Regions from separate parts of the Homo sapiens genome. Here all the other regions are linked to region 1. The links are chromatin loops, found by intact Hi-C in ENCODE. Cell type or tissue: IMR-90. All regions are shown on one strand. Region 1 overlaps LOC105377864. Region 2 overlaps LOC101928570 (a long non-coding RNA gene). Region 3 overlaps LOC101928570 (a long non-coding RNA gene). Region 4 overlaps LOC105377862 (a long non-coding RNA gene). Region 5 overlaps LOC105377861 (a long non-coding RNA gene). Region 6 has its middle 90 kb from the start of LINC02540.

The links. A loop is a pair of places that touch in the nucleus more often than their neighbours do. Peaks named below come from ENCODE experiments on the same cell type or tissue, not always from the same donor. Only the 100,000 strongest peaks of a DNase experiment are listed, where the experiment ranks them.
Region 2: a loop joins it to region 1, with 11 times the contacts of the local background. A loop is called at or near these places in 5 of 110 quality-filtered maps.
Region 3: a loop joins it to region 1, with 8 times the contacts of the local background. A loop is called at or near these places in 11 of 110 quality-filtered maps.
Region 4: it touches region 1 in a loop (2.7-fold over the local background); 10 of 110 quality-filtered maps call a loop at or near these places.
Region 5: it touches region 1 in a loop (9-fold over the local background); 43 of 110 quality-filtered maps call a loop at or near these places.
Region 6: a loop joins it to region 1, with 11 times the contacts of the local background. A loop is called at or near these places in 44 of 110 quality-filtered maps.

The regions. Positions count from the first base shown.
Region 1 is chr6:77,455,954-77,459,953 of GRCh38, reverse strand. All of the region lies in intron 5 of LOC105377864, which reads right to left. Among named protein-coding and RNA genes, the nearest start is that of HTR1B, 5.5 kb to the left of the region's middle. In IMR-90, a CTCF peak has its summit at 2,016 (motif pointing right); DNase peaks (open chromatin) are centred at 2,023 and 3,233; H3K27ac peaks cover 1,179 bases.
Region 2 is chr6:77,172,057-77,176,056 of GRCh38, reverse strand. The region is part of intron 6 of LOC101928570 (a long non-coding RNA gene); the gene reads left to right. Among named protein-coding and RNA genes, the nearest start is that of HTR1B, 290 kb to the left of the region's middle. RefSeq lists an enhancer at 1,645-2,145. In IMR-90, a CTCF peak has its summit at 2,415 (motif pointing left); no DNase peak of the experiment used is centred here.
Region 3 is chr6:77,291,910-77,295,909 of GRCh38, reverse strand. The region is part of intron 1 of LOC101928570 (a long non-coding RNA gene); the gene reads left to right. Among named protein-coding and RNA genes, the nearest start is that of HTR1B, 170 kb to the left of the region's middle. In IMR-90, no CTCF peak of the experiment used is centred here; a DNase peak (open chromatin) is centred at 2,479; H3K27ac peaks cover 720 bases.
Region 4 is chr6:76,859,931-76,863,930 of GRCh38, reverse strand. The region is part of intron 2 of LOC105377862 (a long non-coding RNA gene); the gene reads right to left. Among named protein-coding and RNA genes, the nearest start is that of LINC02540, 270 kb to the right of the region's middle. In IMR-90, a CTCF peak has its summit at 2,309; no DNase peak of the experiment used is centred here.
Region 5 is chr6:76,695,728-76,699,727 of GRCh38, reverse strand. It overlaps LOC105377861 (a long non-coding RNA gene), which reads left to right. Exons shown (of 4, transcript XR_942697.3): 4 at 1-4,000. Among named protein-coding and RNA genes, the nearest start is that of LINC02540, 100 kb to the right of the region's middle. In IMR-90, a CTCF peak has its summit at 1,984 (motif pointing left); no DNase peak of the experiment used is centred here.
Region 6 is chr6:76,681,125-76,685,124 of GRCh38, reverse strand. No RefSeq gene overlaps it. Among named protein-coding and RNA genes, the nearest start is that of LINC02540, 90 kb to the right of the region's middle. In IMR-90, a CTCF peak has its summit at 2,115 (motif pointing left); no DNase peak of the experiment used is centred here.

The sequences.
Region 1 (4,000 bases):
GCAATGATGGTGTCCTCACATTAACAAAACACAATCAGTTTAGTCGAATGGGTTGTTTGCCATTTTGTAGATTAACCACCTAAATTATTGCTTGACTATTTGGCTGTATTGCCTGGATTTGGGGCATATTGTATGAAATAGAAGCTTGCAAACCCTTATAGTTATAAGAGATATAGAATCATCATTCAGCATTGCACATGATTATGCAAAGTGTAGTATTCATCCCAGGGGTATGTAGTTAAGACTGTTAAGCTCCTTTTCAGTTACTGTTGCCTATAGCATAGTTTATTTCATAAACTAGGCACATGGCTTTTTTGCAGAACATGAAGCGGGAGATGGAAATGTTTAACTTACATAGCAATGGAAATATATTTTCATTGGCTGTGGTAATAAACAACATTTTCCATATTGTTTAATTGCACAAATTTTCACAGAAATATATGAATGTATACTCACTCAATATTACCAGTATTGTCTTGTGTTTCTAGGAATTTTAGAGTTTCCTTTTAAAAATGGACACTACACCCATGAATGAATGTTTATTGAGTTCAACAAATTTTCTAAAGAACAATATTCTTAACTTTTCCTCTCTATTATCTTAGTTTTGTCTTCTTTAACCAGGAAACCCTGAGAAGATTATAATTCACTGAAGCAGTAAAATATCAGATTATGTGTATTTGATGGAGTTGCTGTGACTGAAAATTGCCTTTGGTATTCCATCTTTCAGGAAATGTATCATTGGAAATGAAATTTAGGAAAATAAATAAAAGTCCTTTTGTGTTCTAAAAAGCGTCGGGTAGTAGTTCTATTATTATGGAAAGATTGGTTCCTTGGATTCTGGGGTTGTGTTTAGGAGTTTGACCCTTCATGAGAGAATGACTAATAGTAAATGATACTGTGGCTGCCTGATATGTGCTGCCATGACTTGGGGGATTTAGTTTATATCTGAAGGAAGAATTTGAAAGGAAAGAAATGGGTTGTGCTTTCCTATTCTGCAAAGAGAGAGGGTTAGATCCACTATCACAAGAGTTTTCCAGATTAGTTTTTAGAGGGGACCTTTAGTCTCTAGGCTAGGTAGTGAGATTCCAAGGACTGTATGGTGCTTAAAATACAGGAGGAACTGGGTTAGAAGAAGACTTAAGAGGAGTAGACTGACCTATCTTAAGACCAGTGAAGTAGGCAGAAAGGTAGCTTTTGTAGTCAGTCCTAGGTTTGAATTGCAAATAAAGTATGTTAGAAATATGTGGTTCTTTTTCTCAAATACTGTCTACTTACAAGTTGATGTGAAGGCCTAGAACCTATACATGTAAAGCACTTATTGAGATGCCTGACACTTTTTTGGCTCTCAGCAGACAGGACTTCCTCTTAGCCATTATTTCCCATTGTCTCCTTTGTGGATGCAGAGTGCCTGTAGCACAGAACAGGGGTACTTGGGAGAAGTTGGACTGGAGAAGATCAAACTAGCCTGAATGGGAAAAACTTGGCAAAAACTAGAAGCGACTGAGCTTTACAGCCTTTTACAACTAATCCCCTATGCAGGTGACATACACCCCAAAGAACAAAAGGGAACATGAAGGATGGTTTGCGGTGGCTCTATCGGCCAAGAAGAAATTGCCAAATGTTTAATTATTTCTTATAGCGTCCTTTTATTCACTTTTAAACCCTCTTCCTCTTCCTTGTCTAGAGATTTCTGGCTGTCTTTCTAGAATCCAAAGTCCCTGGCCACATCCACATTTTTAATTTGCAGCACCTCATTTTTCACTTCTCTACTTTTTTCTTACCTGTATCAAATCATGATAACCAATAATGATGTTTATGGTTCTTGTTTTAACTGTGAAGGGCTGATTAAGTAATTAAGGGTTTTCACATTATCTAAAAGGGAATTGTTGAACCAAAGGAATGTGTAATTGGTGGGGATAAAGGCTTTCAACTGGGGCATCTACTCGAGGTAGAGAAAGGGTGGGAGAAGGGAAGTCTGCACTGTTAATCGAAACCCACCCTGGAACAATCCACCAGGGGGCAGAGTGTCTCTGAGATGTTTAGCAGAAGCAGGCGCAGACCATTCAGGATCTCTAAATCCCTCTTCCAGGACATTTTGCAACTGATACTAACGCCTCTAGACTCAGTGAAAACAAAGTTCCATGAGTCAAGGGAGAGGAGGTTTATCGCTGATTAGAAATAGCAGATTTTTCAGAGCTGTAAATTCAGGCAGAGAGTCTCCAAATCAAACCTAAAGTTTTTCTTCATATATGCAAACTCAGTTTTTTAAATTCATCTCTAGTCCTGATATAATGCTAAAATCTTAGCATTTTAAAACATTGTGACCTTTTATTAATGTGGCACTGAGCGAATCAGAAGTTAGGAGACAATGTACCTATTTCAAAATAAAAGGAGCTAATTATTTACATAAACATGTTTAACCATTATGATTTTTCTCATCACTGTGTTTTTCTTTTCAAAAATTGTTTTGATTTAAGGTTGATATATCCATAGTTCAAAGGTAGAACACTTGCCATTTATGATTGAAAGAAATGTCTGTTTTTTTTTTTTTTTGTTTGTTTTTTTTGCACAGAAGTAAGGTTTATTTATATGTCAGTTTTTCCCAAAAGACAGACCCTGAAGTCTGTGTAATTTTGACATTTTAAAAACAGGCATATAGAAATGTGAGTACAATCTTATGTTTCACAAAAATAAATTTCAGCATCAGAAAATGGATCACATAAAACGAGAAAACGAGTGAGATTATATCATTGCCATTCTCCTATAACGTAACTGTTACTCTAGCATTTTCATTATCCCCAATGGGGAGTTTTCTATGTGCCATTTCATACATCTGTCAGTTAAATCAGAATTTTAAAGTCAACACTCATATCTTAGGATTATACTAGGATTTTCAGTGCTCCCTGAGGGAGAGCTAGTCCCTGGAATTGAGCCATCTGTCAAAGAGAGTAACTTAACACTATTCCGAGTATAATTTGTAAAAGAAAATGTCCACTTCTTTTTACTTATTTGTATATATCTCAAAAGATCAGAGAAATCCTTTTCAAAACTACTAAATGAAAATCCATATGACAAGAATGGTCTTATAATATTTCCTGTACCAAAAGTGAACAGATGGTGATGAGGGGATCCATTTATGGTAAATGCTTTAAAAATCTACACAAGCCTTGCTTAAATGATGTAAGAAGGCATGACTCACATCCTCTCTGACTCTGTGGGAACATTCCACCCATCGGCCTCTGGCTGGTCATCCTATGTAGGGAGAACCAGATTTCAGGATATCTCCTGCTTACAAGTATGGTGACCATATGTGGTGATGGGACAGTAGTGATAGAGCAGTCCACAAAGGTTAGGTTCCTTGGCCTGAGAGCTGTGCCCACAGTACTATTGTAAACACTCTTGCATGTCTCTTCTAAGCCCATTTGCTTAATTCAGTTTGTGACAGAGTCTGTTGACATGCAGATCCCCCTGTGGTTCATCAGTCCATTTGCTCATTTATAATCGCAATTGGCTCAGGAGAGGGGCTGATCTGATTTTCTGGAGAAACAGTTTCACCACTCTTCATCTTTCCATCCCAGTCTTGCCTAGCCTTAAGGTTCTTGATGTTCACTCTTCTGCCCTGCCCCTCTAGGCTTTCCCATACAATGCTGCATGTTGGGGTAATCACACAATGGGAAGTTGGGAAGTAGCTACTGGTCTAAAACCCTCCAACATATTGATGGGTATAAAACGCAAGAGAAAATCTTTGAAGTCAGACAGACCCAACTTTAAATCTAGGTTTTGCTATCATGAGCAAGTTCCTCTGTGATGTAATAATGCACACCTTGATGTTTGAAGTTAAGAATTAAGTAAGATAATGTAATTGTTTTCAACCTTGGTGTCACATTTGATTTATCAGGGGAGATTTTAAAAAAAACTTGCTCAGACCCTGTATGAGATGAATTACATTACATTATTTACAGTAGGGTCTCATATTCTTATTTTAAAACTTCTCCCTAGG
Region 2 (4,000 bases), 280 kb after region 1:
TACAAATCAGGTGATATACTTTTCTTGTTTACAACTCTCCAATGGTTTCTGTCAGAATTAGAGAGGCCGGGCACCATGGCTCACACCTGTAATCCCAGCACTTTGGGAGGCCGAGGCGGGCAGATCACCTGAGTTCAGGAGTTCCAGACCAGTCTGGCTAACATGAAAAAATCCTGTCTCTACTAAAAATACAAAATTAACCAGGCATGATGTTGCATGCCTGTAATCCCAGCTACTCTGGAGGCTGAGGTAGGAGAATCACCTGAACCTGGGAGGTGGAGGTTGCAGTGAGCCAAGATAGAGTCACTGCACTCCAGCCTGGGCAACGGAGTGAGACTCTATCTGAAAAAGAAAAAAAAGATTTAGAATAATTTTTATCACAATTAAAATAGAAGGTCCTACCTCTCTTTCCTCTCCTCATGTCATTTACTCTGTCATTCACTAAGCTGTAGTGGCATTAATCTTTTTTATTGTTGTTGTTCCTCTAATATGCCAGAGCATTTGCAACAGCTCTAGCTTCTACTTGAAATGTTCTTCCTGTAGATCTTTGTGTGATCCCTTTAGTACCATGAAGAACTGAATGATCAAAGCATCCTCTCACAAACCATAGCACTTACCAATACAAGAGTGCCAAATAATTACTAAAGTATACAAGGAAAAAGCAAGTAAACAAACCATATTTCACCATTGTTTCCAGGATAGCCAATTGAAATCATAGGCATGTGATTCATTTGTTACACAAGATAGATTAGAAAACCTGAATAGCTATATGACTGTTAGGGAAATTGAATTTGTAGTTACAGCCTTCTGAAAAATAAATTTCTAGGCTCAGATATATCCACTATAAAGTCTACCAAACACTTAGTGGAGAAATAATACCAAATCTGCACAATCTGTGCCAAAGAATAGAAGAGAAGATTACACGTCCTAACTCATGTTATAAAGTCAGGATTAGCCTTGTATCAAAATTATACAGATAATAAAAAAGAAAAGAAAATACAAACCTATTTCCATCATGAATATGGATGCAAAAATTCTCAAAAATATGTTAGCAAATAATGCCCATGAATATATTAAAACATACTAAAACACTAATGTACCATGACCAAGTGGGATTTAGTCCAGGCATACAAGGATGGTTTAATATTAGAAAATCAGTCAATGTCACCCACCACATCAGTAGTCTAAGGAAGAAAAGTCGCATTTTCTTATCAATGGATGTAAAAATATTTGAACAAAAATCCAACACCTATTGAGATTAAAGGTTGAACTTATTTTTTTCCCCAAGATGGTGGATTAGAGGCTTTGTTAGCATGCCTCATCTACTTGTAAATAGCAAAATAGTGTGTGGAATTTCACAGTGATCTTTTATTCAAGAAGGAAAATGAGAATTCATTGGAAAAGTGAAGTACACTTCAGATTCCGGGAAAGAGAAGTTGGGCAAGCAGCCTTTATGATCACATTTGGCTGAGAACTGTGAGTGTAACCCCAATATGGGAGAAGGACAGAGAGTGTACCTCTGTGATCTACCTTTCAATGGGGGAACCATACAACCAGGCCATGGAAGAGCACCTTGTCCCTCCCAAGTGCTGGATCTGACTTGGGGAGTGGCTGAGTGACTGTGAAAAGGAAAGGCGCTAGAAAAGACTTCAGGCATTTTCCCAGGAGGATGCCATTCTCTATCCAGGCACATACCAAGCCAGGTAATATTTGGCAATCTGGCTGCAGTGGCCACTGAGTACATTTAAGTCTTGGGCTGGAGATTGAAGCACTTGGTTTGGAGTATGGGAAGGGCGCCCATCAGCAGAACTGAGAGGCAAGTGTGGAATGTACTCCAGCTGCAGGCACTGGAATTGGGCTCTCTCCCTCATGGGACTAGAGCAGGAGGAGATTTTGCTGGAGCCACAGTTTTGCCTGGGTGGCAAGATTGCAGACAGCAACAGCTTTGTACCTGGGGACCAGTCTATGTGTGACATTGCAGGGTACCTCATCTTGCTCTCTTAGGAAAGAGACTGAACTCTGCTGATTCCGAGGAGTGGGAGGGAGGCTGATCCCAATCCTACTTGCCTGGATTGAAAGCGTGGGCCACCCCTCCCTTCCTGTGCGGGGAACTTGGTGCATCAGTGGTTTCTCAACTCCTTGCCTGGGCATATCTCTGGGCATTTGGTGGCTGCCCCTTGGACTCCCACTGAAGCTGGTGCTTGCACCAGCCATTGGGGGACTCACGTGTCATCTTGTCCAGTCCAGCTCTGCCCAGCTTCATTTCCCCCACTCTGGAGCTAAGTATGGAGCCCGGGTGACGGTACATTCCATGGCCCTGCCCATTGCCTGAGACACTGGAGAACTCCTGGTAAACAAAGATCAAGCAGAAGGCCTACTGTTACTTCCACATCCAGCTTTTGCCTGCTAGCGTCACCTACTGGCCTAGAGGTAGGCCTGAACAACCCAATACATAATCTGCTGACACAACTGTATGGCACTTGGGAAAAACATACAGTTCTTAAAAATCCTGCCACCTCAGCTTCACAGGAGGCTGTGAGACTGCTCACATGCACAGTGTACCACTTCTACAACCAGCATTTGAGCCACCACAATAAGGCTATCTATAACCAAGGAATTCATACGGTGCGTCACCATTGAAAACATACAGAAGCAAAGCCAAATAATCCATGAAAACATACAGAAGCAAAGCCAAATAATCAACATACATTATAGTCACATCCTCAAGGAAAACAAAGTCCTGTCCCAGTGAAAATAAACTCGGAGAGTGGACGGAAGAAAGACACAGAAGCTGGGATGAAGGGAGAGAAAGTTGGGAACCCGCATGGGCTATTGTGCACCAGGATTCGTTTTTAACCACAATAGCTCTGAGGCAATGGGTGAGTTGAACTGGCAAGGAGCAACCCACTCTCACCATGGGCTCTGAAACCCCACCAGGAAGGGACCCCTTGACCACCACAGACACTTGAGATGACTGGGAGAGTTGCTTAAAGAAGTGGGGTGGGGCAGCAACCAGCTGATGTGGAGCCCAGAGGGTTGGTGCTGGAGCACCTGTAGTGGAGCATGGCCAGGGACAGCCATTCTTCTAGGCTCAACTTTCTCCCATAAGAGACTTTAGCCCCAGGGGCACTATTTGATGTGATCTTTGCAGGATGGTCTTGCACATCAGACGGTGCTGGTCGGACCTGAGCACCCGTTGGTCTGCTGGCCTCTCCCAGGGGCCCAGCCTGCCCACATCTGCTTACAGGGCAGTCTTGGTTGCCCTGCGGGCCCACACCATAGCTTCTGTGCCTGACCAGTAGAGAGCTCCAGTGAGGTGACCCCTATGGCCGCACACTAGCCTGCATGCTCTCTTCCTATACTGCAGCATCCCCTGAGCCCATGGCAATGGGACTGGTATGTGTCTGCATGGGTGCGTTTTACTTTACTTGCACCACTAGCAAATGAGAGTGCAGTCCATCACCTCTCTCCATGCTTGCCACCTTTGCAGAGCAAGCCTTGGTGAGCACAGAGCCAGCCAGCCCCATCCCCACCAGTGCCCCAACCCTGCACTAACACTGTGCAGAGAACAGTGGATCCTCCCATACCCTGAACAATCATTCCTGCTTGTGAGGCTAGCCAAATCCAGTAGTGCCTCAAAAAGTTTATCCACCACAGTCAAGTAGGCTTTATCCCTGGATGCAAACTTGGTTCAACATACACAAATCATTAAATGTAATTCATCACATAAACAGGACCAAAGACAAAAACAACATGATTATCTCAATAGAAGCAGAAAGGTCTTTCAACAAATGTCAACATCTCTTCATATTAACAACCCTGAATAAACTTCGTATTGAAAGAACATACCTCAAAATAATAAGACGCATGTATGAAAAACACACAGCCAACATCATACTAAATGTGCAAAAGCTGGAAATATTTTCCTTGAAAACCAGTATAAGAGAAGTACGCCCTCTCTCACCACTCCTATTTAACATAGTATTGGAAGTTCTGGCCA
Region 3 (4,000 bases), 160 kb after region 1:
TTCTTAAAAAATGCAAAGAGAATGAATGTAAGTTTTCTCATTACAAAAGTAATACCTATGTGAGGCAATACATTTGCTAATTACCTAGAATTAACTATTCCACAATGTACCTATACTTCAAAACATCCTATTGGACACAATAAATGCATACAATTTCATCTGTCAATTAAAAAAATTTAACAACTCCGCTCTTTGGGGCCCGTAATGGTTTCTAAGAGTATATATAATTCCTATGCCATCATCACATATATTAATAATATTCCATTACTAATACCCAACATCTTGTCTATATTAAAATATTTCCAATTTTCCACAAACATATGATTATAGATAATTGTTTGTCAAATTAGAATCAAATTAAGTTCTCATTGTTGTGATTTGTTTCTGTTTCAACTCCAAATGTGCAGCCCACACCCTACTTTTGATGCCATTGCTATGTTGGAGAAACCAGTTCTCTTATTCAATGGAATGCTTCAATTTCCACGTTTGGATGAGCATTTCCTTTGATGTAATTAATTTTTCTTCTATTCTCCGTGAACTTGTAGTTAGATGTGGAGGAGTGATTAGATTCAGACACATTATTTGGCAAAAATACGTCCCATATGGGTGGATGCTTTCAACTTCCCCTTGAAGGATATCTTGAAACACAATGTCTTGTTCTTGTGTTTTTAGTGAATGCTGAAGTTGATCAGTGGGTACAGGTGGGGTTAACCTAATTTATACCACAAAGTTTCTCATTAACATTTCACTTAATACCTTTAGAATCCATTTAATAATTATGTCTTGGGGCCATTAGCTTACTTTGGGTGATTTTCTAATTCTATCATGCTTCTTGCATTTTTTAAGCTGAACCTTTTCTATAAAGAACAATTTTTCCTCACTTTCTATTGGTTATTCTGAAAATCAAGCCATTTAGTAATTATAGAATAAATGCTTGAACATTTTCCTTTATTTTTCAATGTTAATGTTAATGAATTGGTGCACTAGTAGTCAGCAATGCTGTCCAATAGGGACTTTTAAAAAATAATTTAACAATACAGTAATTTTATATATGATTTATTTTAATCAATTGCAATCAATATTATTTTAATAACAAAATTAGTCCAACATTACTAGTAGCAGGCCCTTCATGTTGGTTCCTAGGTTGCATGTCATGACTCTGACTAGTCATTTGAAAACTCTTCTTCCTGGTAAACTAAGATTTCCCAGGCTTGTCTTGTACATTTCTTGCCCCAAATATGGAAATAGCCATTTCTGCAGAAGTGCCTCAACATCCCTACTTAAAACAATTTAGAATGTCCTAAATACTTAGGGAAAGAAAGATAAATGAGGCAAACTCAAAACTTTCAGATTTTGAGGTCATAATATTTAATTCGGGTATTCTGTTTGATCAAATTACTCAGATAATTTATAAACACCATTACAATTTTGATAAGATATAAAAGATGTACAGTTCATTGTGTTATCACTTTGATAAACTTTTTTCAAATCCATTATTTTAACACTTCTTTTAAATAGAGTATTACCTATAGCCCCAATAATGGCAAATATAAAAAAAAAGCATGACTAGCTACTGTGTTTGAAGCAGAGATTCGTGGGGGTCCAGGCTGAGAGTGAAACGCTGAACCAGGAGACTCCAGCCTTGCCCATTGAAACATTTCTTGGCTGACCCTTATGTGAGACCCTCTAGATACCCCCTAGGGTTCTCAGGCTTTGTTGAATGTAGCTTGAAAGCAATTGATTTATATCAGTTATTTTCAAAGTGTGCTACCCAGACCTGCAACATCTGCATCACCTGGTACTTTAGAAATGCACATTTTCAGCCCTAACCCACACCCACTGAGTCAGAAATCCTGGGACTAGAACCCAGAAATCTATGTTTTAACAAATCTTGATGCACACTGAAGTTTGGGTGTCACTGCTTTTATAACAGTCCATGTTTTTCAAAGTGCCCTTTCCTATACCCACTCCTTATATTTTTATAACACCCATGGTGTGCAGATGCTATCTCTTCTTTGTAGATGGGAGACCCTAAGAAGGTTATAATTAACATTCAGGTTTTCTCACTTTTGAATTGGGACACTTTTTATCATATCATTTAACCATGATGACCTGTCTCTTCTGTCATGGAAATTCTGTATTTCAAATGCTGGGATGTATTTTTAAATGATACTTGGCAATTATGTAAGGAGAGCAAGAAATGCTTCACTTGTGAAAATTCCAGAGTTGTTGATGGAATACATATACATGCCTGTAAAACTGTAATCTGCATGCAGAAGTTACATTTATCTTGTGGGGCTGCAGGAGCATCACATGAAATCCAGCTCTGGGTCTTCACTTAGGGACAGCAGTGTATTGCTGCACACATGTGAACTTAGCTACTCCCAACATTCCCCCTTCTATTGTTTCTTAAGCAATCACCTATCTAGAGAACTGGCTGCAGGATAAAATGCCTCTATTTTAAATGACTCATTCTTGAGGCATCCTGGACTATAAGAAACACTTTAGACTTCAGTCATTCCTTGCAAGACATGCAAGAAACTGAGTTTAAAGATAAGAGTATATTTTTTCCTCCCAAGAGACAAATGGCTTGATTATTTGTTCAGGTCTCTGGAGCTGCTGGAGCAGTGGCTACGGTGTAAAGGGCATCGTGGGCAGTGAGAAGGAGATTTAGCACCCAAGGAAATGAAAAAAAATATTAGCACTGTTGTTATCTGTACTTACAAAGGAAGACCTGCATGGCAGATAACAGCATTCGAAGTTCTCTTTTCTATTTATCTTGCTTTACATCTTCTGAACAAAACCAACGTGTAGACAACTGAAGCTTGTTCTAATAACAAAATTGTTGCCTGAAATGAAATTCTTGACATACCAATCATTCTCTATAGCCAAATCATTTTTTTCATACAAAACATGTTTGAAGAACACTTTAATGAATGTTTTGCACTTAGTCATCTACTTTATTTTCTTTGCTAAGAGGTCCTTCAATAACCATAAAAGAACAAATTTTGCTGGGAGGCATAAAGTATTTCCTGGAATGTTATGAGCATAAGGTCTTCCTAAGATGTTAACGGAAACAAAAACCGATGATAACTAGAACAAAAATGACTTTGTGTAAGAGTGTTCTAAGAGAATTGCCTAATAGACTTTAGAAAGGCCAAATACTAATTAGACTCTTAACTGATGAGATAGACCATGACAAGTTTAAGGCCATAGTCTTTGAGTTTGTGGAGAGTGCCTGGAGACACATTTTAGGGAAGGAGGCAGTGACTCTGGGCTTAGCCCAGATAAACCAGTGTCTGCATGTATATTATAATTTCCCTTGAGTGAGGCACACCTCCCCGCCTTGTCCTGAACCTCACTATATCTGAACCTTTTATGCCACTGATAGAAGTCAAATTTTGCATGAGCTATCCTTGAGTAGAATAAAATTTTTTAACACTATGGTTAATATCAGCTTCTTTTCTGAGAGCAGGTGTTGGAAACCAAATGGAGTATGAAACAGGGAGTTTATATCTCCACTTAGTTAGACTGCCTTCTGAAATACCTGTAGAAAGAATTTAAAAAGCAAGCATCTATCAATACAGTCACTTGTAAAATAACGTCCAGTGAACTTTACACAAAATTGGTTAGAAACAGAGGCAATGAACTTGCTCTTCTGTCTCACCTCATGCCCTGCCAAGGGCAAAGGCTGTGGTTTGAATACAAAGAACAGTTAAATCAAGGGCTTATTTACTAGATATTTTATTTTACTTCACTTACAATGTAGGTTCTACGAAGCTGGATAGATTGACTCTATTTAATCATATTTGCCAGGAGTTTTTGCAGTTACTGTTTTCTCCATCTCGTTTTTTAATTAACTTTATTTCTTTTTAAAATATATTTTCATATTTCAATCACTACTCTTCTTTATAATTATATCCTTATTGTGATTAAATGGGCTTATTTTATTGCTGATTTTATGTCTAATCACTAGAATTGAAAATTTTGTTCTTCAAAT
Region 4 (4,000 bases), 600 kb after region 1:
TGGAAGACACTCCCCTGGCCTAGAAATCATCTGTGTATAGACATCATGATAGTGTAGCCAGTGAAGCTGTACAATCATTTACAGATTGAGGGTTAGAGTAATTATTCAATAGTAGGCTTTCATATCTGAGATCCTTCACAGAGTGCCATTTTAATTTTACTACTGGAAACCTAAAATAAACAGATGCTTAAAACTTCTTTGAAATATATGTATGTGAGTATTTACTAAAGGGATCAAGATTGTAACTGGCAAATAGAGGGATGCATTTTCTCCAGTCCTTTGCAGTCAATGTCAAGGATGGAGAATCCTTTAATGGAGAAAGCGTGGCAAAAGATCAATTAAGAGAAGAGAATAAACCAAAGATAAAGTTATAGGTTTCCTCCCAAAAATCATTGCCTCTCCTACACACCAACAAAAACTCCCCAGGAAAGCTACAAAGACACCCTTTAAGCCAAAACTGATCCCCTGGCCTTGGGTACGTTTCCAAAAGAAAGTCAAATTATAAAACTTTTCTCTTGGCTAAATTACTTGTATTAAGGAAATGAGGACAAAGCATAACATTTAAAAATTTTAAATTCTGGGGCAGCAGTTGGATAACATAAAGCTAAGTAAGTACATACATTTGCTAGTGTGTTAGATATTAGATGATAATTCACAATGACACTATGCCCACCCACTTGAATTTTATAACACAATTAAAAACAGACCTAAATACATAGATGATCCTCTCACCACAATTATGCATATTTAGTAATGCAGAAATGTATGACAACAGTGAATACTGACATTAGCTTGAGCATTGTGTATCTCTGCAGTGGGGAAGCAGTCCAACAATAACTTTTTATCTCACTTTTTAAAAACTCTGGCAGAACTACCAGAGAAATGGCCTTGCAGAGAATGAACGCACAAGGAAAAAGGGATTTTTCTGCATCACCTCTAAGGCATAACAAGTAGAAACAGCCTATCTCTTAATCTCTTAAATTAATAAGTACATTTAAACAATTCTCAAATTGCAATGAAATATGATACCATATTAAGGTAGGAAAATTTAGTAAATAAAAGAATGAATTTTTTTTTCTTACAAATCATTGCATTTTGCTCTACTGAACTTGGTCAAATTACATTTGCTTCCATTTCCAAATGATTTCTTTGAGGATAGAGAAATCTTAGCTTTTGTGGATACAACAGTAAAAGGTTGAATCATTTTTCAATCATTGCTTTTAATTGAGCCCTCTGAGCCTCATGACGCAGCTAAATAATGTTTCCTTTAATGACATCTCAACATATTTCATGACTTTTTCATCTCTTTCAGTATTTTAACAAACTCATTTTAGTTGCTGAGAGTTGGTCCCCCTCATTTTAAACGTCATTACCTTGTCTGATTTAACATGCTTTCATTCCTTCCCCAAAATTCATTTACCATCTTGGAATGGAGTGAAAGAGACATGAGCTTCTACCATGCACTTTTTTTTTCTCTTTTACTAACTTTATCCTCTGAAGTTGGGGCAGTGCTCAAGGTCAATTCCATGGAAATTAATTTGCTGAAATCAGTTCACCAAAAAACAATTATTCTAATGGTCAGATTGCCAAATGGTTGATTGGATGAAAAACCTATTTGTTTCTTTTAACTATACATAAATTCTATAGCAATTTCATATTGCATGCTATTTCTGTGGGTTTTAAGTTTTTTATGAGGGTTATTTTAATGACTTTTCATTTTATCTTCTTTTACAGCATTTTATACTTTCCTGCCACATATGGTTGTGTGGGATTTTACTGTAGCAAGATTCTCAGGAAGAAAGGAGGGTTGCTGAACTTCAACCCATGTTCTGATTGTGAAGTTATGAATTTATGGAGCTCTTTCAAACTGGAAGAAATTATTTATTTAATATAATGTAAAAAAAGAGATGTGCTATAAGGAATTAATAGAGAATGAGGCACTGAGAGGAAGGAACAAGAAAAAGGATCCTTTACTGGGAATAAGGTGTAAAAGAGCATAAAAAGGTAACATTTCTTAGGCTGCTAAAATGCAGGATGTAATGATGGGGGAAAAGAAAGGTCAACTGAGGGGGCAAAGATAGGAGATAGTAAAGATATTAACACCGAAAGGCTAAAAGAGGGTTGAAGCAGTAGGAAGTAGAGGTCTCTGATAAAGTTAGCATTACTTTTCTGGTATTTGAGTTGGACAGGTGAAGGGCCAACTTGTCCTACTGCAAAGGAGGTTCATTTATGTGTAGTTTGTTTAAGCTCAAGGTGTTCCTTTAGTCTCAAATGGATGACATCCCGCTGGCACCCTCTGGTGTGTATGACTATTTGTAACCACATGGTGGCAGTACTGGTAATACTGTATTCTCCATCTCCCTTTCACCCTTCCACCACCCTACCCTACCCAGAGGTGTCCAATTTTTTAGCTTCCGTGGGCCACATTGCAAGAAGAAGAATTGTCTTGGGCTACACATAAAATACACTAACATTAATGATAGCTGATGAGCTACAAAAAAAAAAAAAAATCTCATAATGTTTTAAGAAAGTTTATGATTTTGTGTTGGGCTGTATTCAAAGGCGTCCTGGGCTGCATGTGACCCACAGGTCACGGGTTGGACAAGCTTGCTAGACCCTTGGCAGATCTTGGACATATGAGAAGGTGAAAAATCTAACTCCTGTTTCTCTTAGTAATCTGTAAATTAAGGAGGAACAGTACCTGTCCCATTTCTACAGGCAGTCTACCTTTCTTTTTGATGTTCCGCCAATAGCACAAGAGAAGATCACGATGTTTCCAAGTCAATGGGCATATCATTGCCAGTCTTCCATTTGTGAAAGCAACCTCCCTGATGAGAAGGAACTGAATTTTACAGAGCTGTTCTCCTGGTCTTCTGACATTATCAGAGGGTAAAAGTGAAAATAGTATTAGCTTTTAGAGCCACATTGGTTTTTTACAGCTGGCATCCATTTGAATTAGTCAGTGTTGTGCCAAACTGGTTAGTAACTATTTTGAATATCATACATGGTTGAATTTATTCTCTGAGCTGGACCCTCTCAATAATTCTTTTTGAAGGGGTGGCTGGCCCTAATCTCAAGTAATTCTCAGAACCTACTAATTGTAATACTTCCTCTGGTCTCCAGCTTTGGGCCTTGGTAATAATTCTAGGGTGAAGAAAAATCCAGCTGGTCATTTTATACCAGTCTCCTAAAGAGTTTAATAATGCTGCCATGACAATAGGTAGTTCATTCCGTTTTTATTTAATAAGAATCTCTTTTATTATCTTATGCTTGCTTTGATTAATAGTAGAGTACATTATGATGTTTATCCATTTACTCATATAGGTATTCAACACATAAATACGTAGTTTGTATTATGTTTTAAGCAATTTAAGTAAAACAAAAATAAATATAAATAAAATTATAGCCATAAAACCAAGATGCTTAAGTTTTGAGATGAGAAGAAAAAAAGGTCTTAGTATGTTTAGATAAAGCATAGTGACAGTTGAACCAAAGAGATTATGTATATATTTGGAGCAGATTAATTTTACCTGGTTCTTGAAGGAAAGATAGGAATTGAAGCCTCAAAAATAGAAAAGATGTAAGATGGAATGGAGATATCATCAGAGCATTTATCTTCTCATCTGATTTTTTTCTTAAAAGTAGTTAATAATTTTTTCTGCTTTGAATTATATTTCTCTATTCTTATAAAATCTTGTCTGCATCTTGATTAATTTAGACATTCTTAATGACCACATCATAAACTTTTAAGAAAATAATTTCTCTATCTAAATTTTAGTTACATTTTGAGTGCCTACTTATTTGCCTTTCAGAAATAAAAGATACTGTCTTTACCGTCAAGGAACTCACAATCTAGTAATAAGGAAATATGATGGGTAATTAATACTATTCCATTCAAAGTTTCAATTTTGATAGAGAAGCAGGCAACTTACAGTCAAGGTTATTCTTTGTGTGTCAAAGAATTATTGAGAGGGGCAATAATGTGTGTCAAATAATAATC
Region 5 (4,000 bases), 760 kb after region 1:
AAAGAAATCAAGTCAAGCAGAAATTGAGTTGATTCTTCTATCCCTTGTATCTCTCAGCTTGGAGAAGTCCTTTTTACTCCACATTGTCATTCACAAACAACTGATTAAAAGAGGGACAACATGGTTTCACTGAGCAAACATAGCCCCGTGTAGGAGTGGGAAAAAGCACAAGGCAGTGACAGACTGAAACTCTCTGGAGAAGTCACTCATCTCAGCTGACTATGAAGACTCCATGTGGGACACCATAGAGACCTCTCCATTCTTAATAACTGCTCCCTATAGTACTATAATCCTTGGGCTCTGTTGCTTCAACATTCTATGGTTTATTAATGAGATCCAATATGAGTTCACTCCTGTCCATTATAGTTGCTTCTTATGAAAAGAAAGGAGATCCTATGAGGTTTTGTTCCATCTGTTCAGTACCTCCAATGCCAACAGTATGATCTCCTTTCTCAGAAACACAGAAAACCAGACATACTGGGGTGGGCATGCTTCACATTTCTCCATAGCTAATGCATGACCTCCAATCATATTCAACCCATGCTCAATTCATCATTTGCTTATGCTGTCTGCCAACCTAAAAAATCTTCTAGTATTTGTGTATTCTCTCACCACATAATACTAATACTCTGAAATTAATTGTGTTTTCCACTACTTTTGCATACCATCCAAAATCTTGCACACTAAGCAAGGATTGACTTTTAAAATGCATATTTATTTTTACACATTAGCACTTTGGAGAAAGAAAGAAATCCCTTCTCCTTTTTATAATTGAGTGCTCAGCAGTCGTGGGCTCATAGTTGACATCTAACCAAAAAGCTTAACATCTACTGCTAGTTTCAGCCCAAACACCAATAAGCTGGATACATTTGTGTCAGTTCCTTACTTTCTCTATCAGTTTTTTTCACTTGAATGGGCTGAACACAATAAGTGATTACTTAGCAACTAAACTTCATATTAAACAAGCAATTATTGTGTGTCAAGGACTGTGCTAAGCAGTGTCAACATTCTGTGGTGACTTACAGATTCATTTCTTAGCAAATGTCTCTGTGGTTGTTAAAGTTTATATTAATTATATTTTGAAATATTTGAACAGTTATGATTGCACTTTTAGAAACATTCACCTTCCAATGTCTAAATTTTACTGGGATTTTAAGCTTTATTTTATTCAAGATTTTTAATATTTTCCAAGTATTATTGATCATACAAATAGGAATGTTCTTGGCAAGATATTTCAAGGAATATTAACGGTTATTGGCAGAATTGGATGAGGAGGTTAATTAGAAGTTATTGAGGACACATTCTATTTGTTAGGTTCTGCACATATGTTCACTAATTTAGGTATTATTAGTCCCGTTTTATGACTAAAAATAGAGAGTCAGGGAAAGTAATGGTCACATAATTACAAAGGCAATGCTAAAAGCCGAGTTTCACCTGTTGACCTCATCTGAGCACAAAGCCCTTCAATACACCAGAGTACCACACTTCTGTGGAAAGGCAGTGATTTATTCTGGTCATTTTCTAGCATATATAATATTGGCCACATTTCCTAGTAACCCACTATTGTTTAAATAAAATGCCACACAGCTCAGGTCAAAGGGGCCATTTTTTTCTGTTGACTTCCTTTTCATATCTTTGACACTATATTTTGCTGTCTCTTCTCAAAATTCCTACAAAAGCATTTTGATGCTAAAGTCGAGCTTGGAATAGAAGTTTATAAATGTTTAGAAGGAAATAAGAAATGCAATAACTGCTTTATTAAGTATAAGAGATTACTATACACTGAGTTTAATTAAAACTATGGGAGCTGGTGAGATGGAGAGACAGATAATCCAGATCAGACCGGTTTCTACAAATTCCACTCCCTTCCTGCAGATCACACCCTGAGAATAGGACAGTGCCCCCTGGTATCAAAGGAAATGGCCAGATCTCACAGATTAACCCTTGCAGGTACATTGCACAAACCAATAAAGTTTCAGTATCATCAGTGCCACCTTCAGGGGCATAAATGAAATAGCAAATTTTTCTATTTCTCAAATGTTTTTAGAATTAATGCTGGAGCAGGAATATATGCTAATATGTATCTTTGTACATTTTCTACAAACAATATAGTTTCCTAAATTTTTATAATAATATATTCCGTTGTAATGAGCTATATGCTAAGATTTCCCAATAGCTGATAACTCTTTAATCCCAGTAGAAATATGTGAAGAATTTGTGGCTAAATATAAAATAGGCTGGGGAAAAATTGTTAGTGGTTTTCAGATATGTAATATTAGTTAAACTTGGTGTCAAAAAGGACACTAGTTGGCAAGGTGCGGGATTTTGTTGTTGTTGTTTTGTTTTGTTTTGTTTTTTTTAGCTTACAGAAAAACAGAATGAAATCATAGGTCTTTTAGAAATCCTACCTCTTGCCTCCTGCCAACTGCTGAAAGCATCTGTAATAGAAGTATTGCCTAATGCAGTTTGGAAAGAGGGATACATGTGCCCAAAGGAAATCCAATTAAGAGAATATATAACAACAACAAAAAAGATATGTGATTTAATGCCAATGGGTAATAATTAATTATAGTGAATTTATTTAACCAATAAGTGATTTAATTTTTATCAAAACTTGGAATTAACTACCATACTTAGCCTTTTGATTGCATGTTCTGCCCCTCCCTGACCCTATTTCTGCATGACTTTCTGCCCAGTGGACTGCACTCTGTAGGCCCCAAGGTCCTCAGCTGCTGGCACTTCTCCAGGGGGCTCCCTTGGAGATCAATTCTTTCTATTTTCTGCACCTCATTATGATTATCAAGCTTTCTCTCTACCAAATGCCTCTAATTCTTATTTCATTCCTTGAGCTCTATGAATTACTGTTGCTGGCTGGTTCTATTAACTTGAATGAGTATTAAGTGCTAATCTTGTCTCCTCTTCTAGTATAACTTTTAACAAACATTTAAGTTTAGTGTTTAGCTTCAATCCATATTGAATATTCTGATGGAAATTTCCAGTGCTATGGCTTGTGGTTGAAAGAATTATCATGAATATGAGATATAGTTAAATGTAACCGAGATAACACTAAATATATAGATGAGAACATTAGACTCTACTTATGTCCCTACAGTTAGCCATCTATGTGATATTGAGCAGGGCATTCCTCACTTTCTAGATCCCAATTTTACAGTCGTAGAAGAAAGTCATGAGACACACAACCTGTACGCATCCTTCTAAGTCTCCAGGATTCTTGCTTTATAGAGTTACAATGCTAAGACATATATGTGTGAACAAACATAGGTCCAAATTCTTAAGGAATGTTGTCTTCAGACCTAATTGGTGAAAACAATCTATAATTATAAAATGCACTTGAATAGTTTAACTGAATCTCCACAGTATTCCACGTGTGTATCAGTTAAGACAGGTTAGGTTACACTTCTTTAACAAGCAATCCTCAAATCTCACTGCCAGAACACCACTTTACTTGCTGCTGTTGCAAAGTCCACTGCAGTTTCAAGCAGTTCTCCAGAACACCTCTCCTCCTTGTTTTGGTTTAATGCTCCAAGTTGCTTGGATCTTATTTTACCTCTGTATTACGATGTGCTTCTGTGAACAAGGAAAGCAGATGAAAGGCAGTGTGGAGAGTTGAACACCATCAATAAATGCTTATCCACAGTTCTGCTTATATAGCCACACTTCATCTTTTAAGGGAAGATATGTAGTCACGCCTAACTTCAATAAAATAGAGAATAGTGATCCACACATGTACCCAGAAGTAGAAAAGAATCAGATATTGGTGAAGAGAAGTAATACTTACTACAGTGTAACATGGGCATTGAGAATCATCAGAAATTCAAAGTAACAACCACAATGAGTAATATAATGTGTTTACATGAGAAGACAATGAATACAAAACACAGTAACAAGTCTACAGAAGTCTGCTGGAATTCTTGCTGTAAAGATACACATGGACCTGTGGATTCATTTATTTATTCATTTAGCATTTAATTAATATTCA
Region 6 (4,000 bases), 770 kb after region 1:
ACATCTGGAGGAAGTTGCAGGAAGAGCTGGTGGATCCACAACAACAGAGGAGCTGCAGCAGCATGTAACCGTACATTGACCTCCCAAGCACAATCATAGCTGCTGCTTCACATCCCCTTCCCAGTCTCATGTAAATGCCTCTTGTGACTAAGACTAGCTCAGTAACAAATGGGGAAGAGAGTTTCAGCTTCGAATAGTCGATACAGGACAAAGCCAGTACGTGTACGTGTGTGGGTGTGTGTGTGTGTGTGTCTTTAATATAAAAACAGATAACTAATGCAATATATCTAGTGTGCTTGGATTTCTTGTGAAGGAGAGTGAGAGCTAAGTTTTGCATTAAAGTTGGGGTGGAGCGGAAATAGGGAGTCCTTGGTGGATGGAATGGGACAGCGGAAATGGGAAGCAGTTGTATTTGGATTAGGCAAATGATAGTCATTAGGGAACTAAAGAATAAGGTCTCAAAAAAAGGGGAGAATTGGGTATTTTGGATTTGTATACAAGTTTCTAAGGAGAAGCATCCTGAGCCTGGTCAGGTACTATATTTTCACCCCAAAATACGATGAATTAGGGAGGTGAAATCAGAGAAATAAGTGTGGCCTAAGCCTGCTAAAACAAATGCTTTCTTCAAGTGTGTCAAAGGGAATTAACTTATGACTATTCACTCTCGTACTGAACACCACGACCACAAGATGAACATTTGACTTTCAGAATCTGAGGTAGAGAAAGACAAGATACTTTCTCAAGGATTCTGGCAGCTCCTTAAATAAGAAGTGAGAAAAAGCACATGGAAGGGAGATGGAGGAAGAAAAGTCCTGTATCAGCCAAGGTGGGGAAGTAGGAATGTGGATGTTCTTGTCTGTAATACCAATGGCAGAGCAAACCTGAGGCATCTGCAGGATGCACCAAGCTGCCTGGCAGGTAGCACAGTTCCCAGGTGACCACGTTTACCAGACACAGCAGGGTAGCAGCTGCAGCCCAGAGCCCAACAATCCCAGGCCAGAGCGGAGCACCACAGAAAGAGAGCATATTTGCCCACATTAAGATTTACTGAGTAATCACAAGCCCAGGACCACATTGGCCATCTGGGGAAATAGGAAGCTGAGAGAAGGGCCTCTGACTATGGGCAGGGTGCATGCCTCTGGGAGGGGAAGGAAGCAGTTTCGGTGACTACATTTTTGGTCATTCTCAATGAAGAGCAATTCCAATAACAGAAAAACCAGCTTCCCCAAACTTAGATTACATGTGATTCCTAATTATGTCAGTGTGCTTTGATTTTTATCTGCATTTACAGCATGCAAACTTTTTCTTTTTCAATTGACAGATATCATTGTATGTCTTTATAGTGTAAACTTTAAGATAAAATTCTACAGTTGATTTATATATCTTCACATTCTCAAATGACTAAGTTGTCTTTGATTATAGAAAATAATATTTGTTTGTTTATTTGCACCTTAGATTTAATTAGAATACAGTTTTAAATTTTGGAAAAGAGTAGATATTTTGCTACTTTATTCTATGAAATATACATTATGATAAGTAATAAATGCTGTGTCTACATTATAAAAATTACTATTCCAATACAGACTAGGTAGTAATTGAATGTATTGCTGATTAGAAAATTACTATACTTGGAAGGAGTAGAGAAGCTTTTTCAGGCTGCTAAGCTACTATAGGTTAAGCGTAAGTATGGTATATATGGGGAATTTGAAATTTTTGCTTTTGGGTTTTCTATGACTGCATGAACATCCTCTTATATATTTTGCAGATATTTCCAGTTTTGAGATATTCTAATTTTTGCACTCAATTATCAAAATTTAGTAGGTTTTATTTCCTTTTTATACTAAAATTATAAATTTTGCAGGTATTTGCAGTTTTTAGATATTTTAATTTTTGTACTCAATTACCAAAACTTAATAGGTTGTATTTCCTTTTCCTACTAAAATTAGATGCACACAAAGCAAAACTCCTGCCCCTCTTGCTTTATCAGGGTGAGTATGCACATGTGAAACTGAGGGAGGAAGAAACAGTACCTACCTGGTGACATTACTCTAAACATGGTGTTTTTTTAGCATAAGAGAAATAAAAGGGAAATGTCTCTACTGTTGCCACCTTGTGGCTAAATATGTATAAACAGACCGGAAAAGTTTTTTTTTGTTTTGTTTTGTTTAATAGTAAAGAGCTGTTTAAGAACTGGGTGAATATTTATTTATAAATAAATAATTACCATAACATTTATTATACATGACAATTACATTCACATATTTTATTTTTAAATTATTTTTTTAAAATATGGAATATATGTGTTATATGATATACCTTCATAGAAATTTTATCTTGAGGGAATATCTTTAGTTATCTAACTAAATCTTTTAATTTTACAAGTGAGAAAATTAGGAAATAGTGGTATAGTCTTATTTTGCTTTCCACTATATCATAACTGGTTAAATAGAGAAATAAAAACGTAGAATACAATTCTTTAAACTATATAGGATGAATAATTTTAGGACATATAAACTTTCTAAAGTTTTATAAGAATAATTAGAAATGATTTTGGTGATAAAATAAAATCAAACTGATAGATTAAATTCATTTTTTAGTGCCTAGTATATATAAAACTGTTTTGGAAATCAATTTTTCCTTCCTCTCTGGTTTTAGAATCCCCACCTTTTAGTTGGTCTCAGCTGGCATGCCTATGTGACTAATTCCTGACCTATGGTTTGTAAGGACAAGAGATGTGCACAGTTTTCAGGTCATTCCTTAAAGGGCTGATTGTGCTCTTTCTCCCTCCTGAAATGTAGACATGGAGGTAATCTATTTGGGGTCACATGAAGGAAAACAATCCCCAAGCATTTCAAAGCAAATTCTTAGAATGAACTTGGGTCCCTGACACCACAGAGTGACCACACTAGCCCTGGACTTACACTCTGATTCTTAAGTATGAGTCTGTTATTTTGAGACTCTTTTACTCTAGCAAAGTTTCTATCAGAACTAATAAAATGCAACAATTTTTCAATGGTGCTAATGCTGCCATAACAAATACTGCTAACAGTGTAGCTTAAACAACAGAAATGTGTTCTGTCAGTTTTGGAGGATGGAAGCCAAAACTGTATCAGCTGGCTTGTTTCTTCTGAGTCATCTCTTCTTGTTTTGTTCTTGGCCACCTTCTCACTGGTCTTTCCTCTGTGTGCACACATGTATGTGTTCTAACCTCCTCTTCCTATAAAGATCCCAGTCAGATTGGATTAGGGCCCAACTGAATAAGCTCATTTTATTTATCACCTCTTTAAAGACATTATCTCCAAATACATTCACACTCTGTAGTTTTGAGGGTTAGGACTTCAACATGCATTTTGCTGGGACACAATTCAGCGCAGAACAGTGAAAATGTTACTTGTTTAACTTAAAAATGCTATATAGCAGATAGTTCAGACTGAGATGCCAGTAGCACAAACCAAAAGACAAATATATTGGGTAAGTAACCATTAAAAAAAAATATCAAAAGCTCTGTGCCTGTGTCTCCCTATTAATAATTTGTGTTTTCTCTGACATGACTTTGTCTTCTCAGTTTCTTTTTTTTTTCCTCTTCAACCTTGAAAATTTGGTCAATTCTCCTGCATCTACATCGTCTCACTAGGACCACTCATTCAGTAACATATGCCCTACTACTACTGTCTCAGTCTTTCCACACATCTCCAGGCTCATATATTCATGCATTTCCTTCTTCACATCTCTATATAGATATATAATAGGTATCTCAAACTTAGGGTAGCCCAAATAGAAGCCTTGATTTCTTCCTTAAAGCCAATTCCTTCTCACCTTCATAAACGGCACCACTATCCACAAGTTTTCTAAAGCCAGGACCTAGGAACAACCCTCAATTCTTCTCATTCATCATCCCTGACTCTCCACCCACCCTCATATGATCTGTCATGAAGCTAACTCAGTTCTTCTACTAAAACATACCTAGTTTCCATCCTCCTCTCCACTGCTGTGAAACCTG